Regions from separate parts of the Homo sapiens genome. Here region 1 is linked to region 2. The links are chromatin contacts, found by Hi-C or POLR2A ChIA-PET in ENCODE. All regions are on one chromosome and are shown on one strand. The core of a region is the stretch at or near the end of the contact, and the rest is flanking DNA. Distances in the headings are between cores, read along the strand shown.

Region 1 (2,700 bases), core at 14-2,513, 94 kb before region 2:
CATGTGGGGATTATTAAACTTCAAGGTGAGATTTGGGTGGGGAAACAGCCAAACCATATTATTCCACACCTAGCCCCTCCCAAATCTCATGTTCTCACATTTCAAAAACAATCATGCTTTCCCAACAGCTCCCTGAAATCTTAACTCATTTCAGCATTAACTCAAAAGTCCACAGTCCAAATTCTCATCTGACAAGGCAAGTTCTTTCCACCTATGATCCTGCAAAATCAAAAGCAAGTTAGTTACTTCCTAGATACAATGGGGATACAAGCATTGGGTAAATACACCCATTCCAAATGGGAGAAGTCAGCCAAAAGGAGGGGACTACAGGCTTCATGCAAGTCCAAAATCCAGCAGGGCAGCCAAATTTTAAAGTTCTGAAATGATCTCCTTTTACTCCACGTCTCATATCTAGGTCCTGCTGATGCAAGAGGTGAGCTCCCATGCCCTCTTGGGCAGTTCCACCCCTGTGGCTTTGCAGGGTACAGCCCACCTCTCAGCTGCTTTCACAGGCTGGCATTGAGTGTCTGTGGCTTTTCCAGGTACGTGGTGTAAGGTGTTGGTGGATCTACCGTTCTGGGGTCTGGAGGACGGTGGCCCTTTTCTCACAACTCCACTAGGCAGTGTCCCAGTGGGGAATCTGTGTAGGGGTGCCAGCTCCACATTTCCCTTCCACACTGTCCTAGCAGAGGTTCTCCATGAGGGCCCAACCCCTGCAGCAAACTTCTGCCTGTTCATCCAGACGTTTCCATACTGCCTCTGGAACCTGTGTGTTCCAGGTCCATACATCCTCTGAAATCTACGTGGAGGTTCCCAAATCTCAGTTCTTGACTTCTGTGCGCCCACAGCCCAATACCAAATGAAGGCCACCAAGGCTTGGGTCATGCACCCTTTCTGAATCAATGGCCTGAGTTCTAGCCATGGCTAGGGCACAGGGCACCAAGTCATGAGAATGCACAATGTAGCAAGGTCCTGGGCCCAGCCCACAAGACCACTTTTTTCTCCTAGGCCTCCAGGCCTGTGATGGGAGGGGCTTCTGGAAGACCTCTGGCAGGCCCTAGAGACATTTTCCCTATTGTCTTGGTGATTAACATTTGGCTTCTCATTACTTATGCAAACTTCTGAAGCCAGCTTGAATTTATCCTCAGCAACCGGGTTTTTCTTTTCTATTGCATCATCAGGCTGTACATTTTCTGAATTTTCGTGCTCTGCTTCCCTTTTAAACATGTTTCAGTTCCAAAGCATAAATCTGCGAATACATAAAACTCAATGCATTTAACAGCACCGAAGTCACCTCTTGAATGCTTTGCTGCTTAGAAAATTCTTCTACCAGATACCCTAAATCATTTCTCTCAAGTTCAAAGTTCCACAAATCTCTAAGGCAGGGGCAAAATGCCAGTCTCTTTGCTAAAACATAGCAAGAGTCACTTTTATTCCAGTTTCCAACAAGGTCTTCATCTCCATGTGAGACCACCTCAACCTGAACTTTATTGTCCATGTATCAATGTCAGCATTTTGGTCAAAGCCATTCATCAAGTCTCTAGGAAGATCCAAACTTTCCCTTCAAACTTCTTCCTGTCCTCTTCTGAGCCCTCCAAACTGACCCAACCTCTGCCTGTTTCTCAGTTCCAAAGTCATTTCCACATTTTTGGGTATCTTTACAGCAGCACCCCACTCTACCAGTACCGATTTACTGTATTAGTCAGTTCTCATGCTGTATAAGACATACTTCAGACAGAGGAATTTATAGAGAAAAAGAGGCTAAATAGACTCACAGTTCCACATGGCTGGGGAGGCCTCACAGTCATGGCAGAAGGCAAAGGAGAAGCGAAAGCTTGTCTTAAATGGTGGCAGGCAACAGAGGGTGTACAGGGGAATTCCCTTTTATAAAACCATCAGATCTTATGAGACTTATTTACTACCATGAGAACAATAGGAGGGAAACTGCCCCCCTAATGCAATTTCCTCCACCTGGCCCCACCCTTGACACATGGGAATTATTACAATTCAAGGTGAGATTTGGGTGGGGACACAACCAAACTATATCAGGAACGAATCATGGAAAGAATATTTCAGGACATTATACATAATTTCTCCAACCTTGCTAGAGAGGCCAACATTCAAATTCAGGAAATGCAGAGAACCCCATTGACAAAGAGACATATACTCCCACATAATAATAGTAAGAGACTTTAACACTGTACTGACATTATTAGATAGATTATCCAGACAAAAAAATTAACAAAAATATTCAGGACATGAACTCAGCACTAGATCAAATAGACCTGATACACATCTGGAGTACTCTCCACCCAAAAACAATAGATTATAAGTTTTTCTTATTGTCACATGGTACAGACTCTAAAATCAATCACATAATTGCACATAAAACACTCCTGAGCAAATGCAAACTACTAAAATCATTTACAAAGTCTCTCAGACCATAGCATAATCAAATTAAAAATCAAGACTAAGAAATTCACTCAAAACAATACAATTACATGGAAATTAAATAATATGCTCCTGAATGCCTGTTGGGTACATAATGAAATTAAGGCAGAAATGAAGAAGTTCTTTGTAAGTAATGAGAACAAAGATAAAACATACCAGAATAACTGGGACATAGCTAAGAGAGTGTAAGTGGGAAATTATAGTGCTACATCCCTACATCAAAAAGTTAGAAAGACCTTAAGTTAACAA
Region 2 (2,700 bases), core at 199-2,698:
GTCACAAAAGGCAATATAGCATCTGCCTGAGTCTCTCTTTTCAGACATACACTTTCAAAGGACTAAGCTGCCCTGTCAGAAGTTCTGCTACCTGAAGCTCCCATGCTTGAGAGACCTTGTGAAAATATCATGCAAAAATAGAGATTCATGAAGAGCTCTAGCTGCCCAGCCCCGCTTCATGCAATCATGCAGTCCCAGCAGACACTGCATGGAAGAAAGGTGAGCTATCCCACCCAAGTGCTGCACAACTTGCAAATTCATGAGCTAAATAAATGATCATGTTTATTTAAGTCACTAAATTTTAGGGTGATTTGTTATGCAGTAATAGAAAACCAGAATATGCACTGAAACCTCCAACACTAATCACTTTCATTTCCGCTGATGATATACCCTCCATAGTCTTCATATGTGCAGCTGCCTCGGCCTACAAGTCATCATGAGCCCACAATATCCCAGCCAGTATACACATACCCTCATTTAACGAGTTACTTTGCTTTCAAGAGTCAGTGTAGCTGTTGCAGTTTCAATCATCTTTCTTCAAATTGGTGAGTAGGTGGTTAAGGACCCAAGCTTCTAGTCAGAATACCTAAGGCTGAGTATTTTTTTGTTGACTCCTTCCAGGCTGTGAGACTTAACCTCTATAGACCCCTATTTCCTCCTAAAGAGAGTAATTATAAAACTTCTATCTTAGATGTACTGTGGAGATTAATTTATAGCTCCTAGCAAAGTCCCTGGTATTTAATATTCAGTGGTATTCAATATATGTTGCTCTTATTAGAGCACTATTATATTGCATCACAAGTGTCTATTTATTCTTCCATTTTCTCCTCTAAACTGTCAGTCATTTGAGAACAATAACAGTGGTTCTTCAATGCCTGGCACCTAGAATATGCAAAACACAATTTTTATTAAATAAGTAAATGAACAAAAAACAAACAAATGGTAAATGGATGAATAAATGAATGAGTGAATGAATGAATGAAAGAGTAGGTAAATATAATCTGGCTTCCCTTTAACTTCTTATACCCAGCATGTAGGAGAGGTACGGTGGTAGAGATTTCCAGTCCTGTGGGAAGTAGTCTTAGTGGCTGGCTGCATGCTTTTCTTCATGTCAGGTCCAATTTTTCTCTTTTCCTAGTGGTGCTACAGTACCACAAACATTATTTCTGAGTCTCCCTCATCCCCAAAACCATGTAGAGAGCATCCTCACTTGGGCAAGTGAAATGTTTTGATCCTGACAATCCAAACCAGATGGCAGGATTGTAAGAAAAGTCACTTCCATAATCTCACATGGCCTCTAGCTACAGGTTTCCTTTGCACTTCTAACCATTTTATAGCATGCCATCTAGGTGCCTGACCTTGCCAAGTAAAATCCAGTTAATCTTTACAATGTCATTCCTCTTTATGGCCTCCACGATATGGCAATGCCATATGGTGGCAATGCTATGGAAGGGACTCTGCTCTTACCTGTTAAGCAAGTTTGCATTGCACTAAGCAAATAATTTGCCTTCTGCCTCATGTATATTTCCCTAGTAATATCTGCTTAATGAAAAAATTGAGAGAAATTATTAAAGAGTAGCACAATATTGACTAATAAGAAAGATGAGAAGATTCTACATTTTATTTTTATTTCACAATAGAATTTACGTATATGTATATTTATAGATAAAATTCTGATAAGAAAAGCTCACAAGCTACAGATATGCTGGCTGAGTTGCAATAACCGTCACTGGAACGCAGTGCTATTCCAGTACATCAGTGTTATGTAAGGACATTTTTATTTCAATAGCCAGAAAACCCCAATGTGCCTGTTAGTGTTTGGTATGTCCCCTTGCCTCAGCATTTAAAAAGCCTAAAATATTTTTTAAAGGAGTACAATACAGGGGGTTGGCTGTCTACTCAAATAAATTGTTTTAAAAGCAAATGTGGAGTTTATCTTATTGCTGTTATTATTATAGGCTCTATGCTTTTTATAACTTTAATCTTATAAATTTAATTATTTCTACATTCTTTCTCAGGAGGAGTTGTTTGAAGTCTACAGAATGCTGAGGTTTAGAAAGATTTCTGAGGTGTGGCATCACATCTTCTGATTGGGCAGCATTCTCGAACGATGTGGGCCTTTGCTGCTGACTCACCAGAGGGCAGCAACTTCGAAGCTTGATGTCAGCATGCAGGAATGCCAGGCACTTCTCTCTGGCAACCCCCAGCTGTAGCCCAGAGTTAAGCAAAGCTTTTTGGGTTAGCCTCTGACCAACCTCCTGGCTGGACTTCTCAATGCCCCAATAGCCAAGCTCCAGAAAAGAAAATCCAGATCTTAGCAGGGCAACACTAAACTCTTCCAGCTATATATCAGTGGTGATAATGACATAATTGCCCAGTCATAGTTGGGATATGTGGGAAAGTGGGTATGGTTTTCTGGGCACCCCTCCCCTCTCTTCACGCACCACACACACACACACACACACACACACACACACACACACACACACACATCTGTTCTAGAATGAAAACCCCAGAATGCAGAAAGTAACCTGTGAATAGTCACTAGTAAGATTTCTAGTTTTCTGGATAGATTGTGTTTGTTTGTACTCCTGGTTATTTGACCTGCCTCAATTTTCCCACATTTCTGACTGGCCCAACTGAAGCCTCAGATGAGAGCAAGGACCATCTCTGAGGTCCATTCCACCTTAATAGTCTATA

Evidence for each region. A loop is a pair of places that touch in the nucleus more often than their neighbours do. ChIA-PET counts read pairs that join two places held with the same protein, here RNA polymerase II (POLR2A). Pooled maps may share reads with other maps.
Region 1: a pooled map shows a loop between it and region 2 (2.3-fold over the local background). The contact joins two enhancer-like sites. A Hi-C loop is called at or near these places in 8 of 50 pooled maps. POLR2A ChIA-PET finds 5 or more read pairs at or near these places in 2 of 52 experiments (OCI-LY7 and T-cell).

What each region holds. Positions count from the first base shown.
Region 1 is chr9:22,196,339-22,199,038 of GRCh38, reverse strand. No RefSeq gene overlaps it. Among named protein-coding and RNA genes, the nearest start is that of CDKN2B, 190 kb to the right of the region's middle. RefSeq lists an enhancer at 1,624-1,683. Within about 2 kb of position 1,263, at least 2 of the 41 ENCODE cell types and tissues checked have a DNase peak (open chromatin) inside an H3K27ac peak, as active enhancers do.
Region 2 is chr9:22,102,924-22,105,623 of GRCh38, reverse strand. All of the region lies in intron 14 of CDKN2B-AS1 (CDKN2B and CDKN2A antisense cis and trans regulatory RNA 1), which reads right to left. Among named protein-coding and RNA genes, the nearest start is that of CDKN2B, 95 kb to the right of the region's middle. RefSeq lists enhancers at 2,015-2,514, 1,537-2,700, 2,515-2,700. Within about 2 kb of position 1,448, at least 20 of the 41 ENCODE cell types and tissues checked have a DNase peak (open chromatin) inside an H3K27ac peak, as active enhancers do.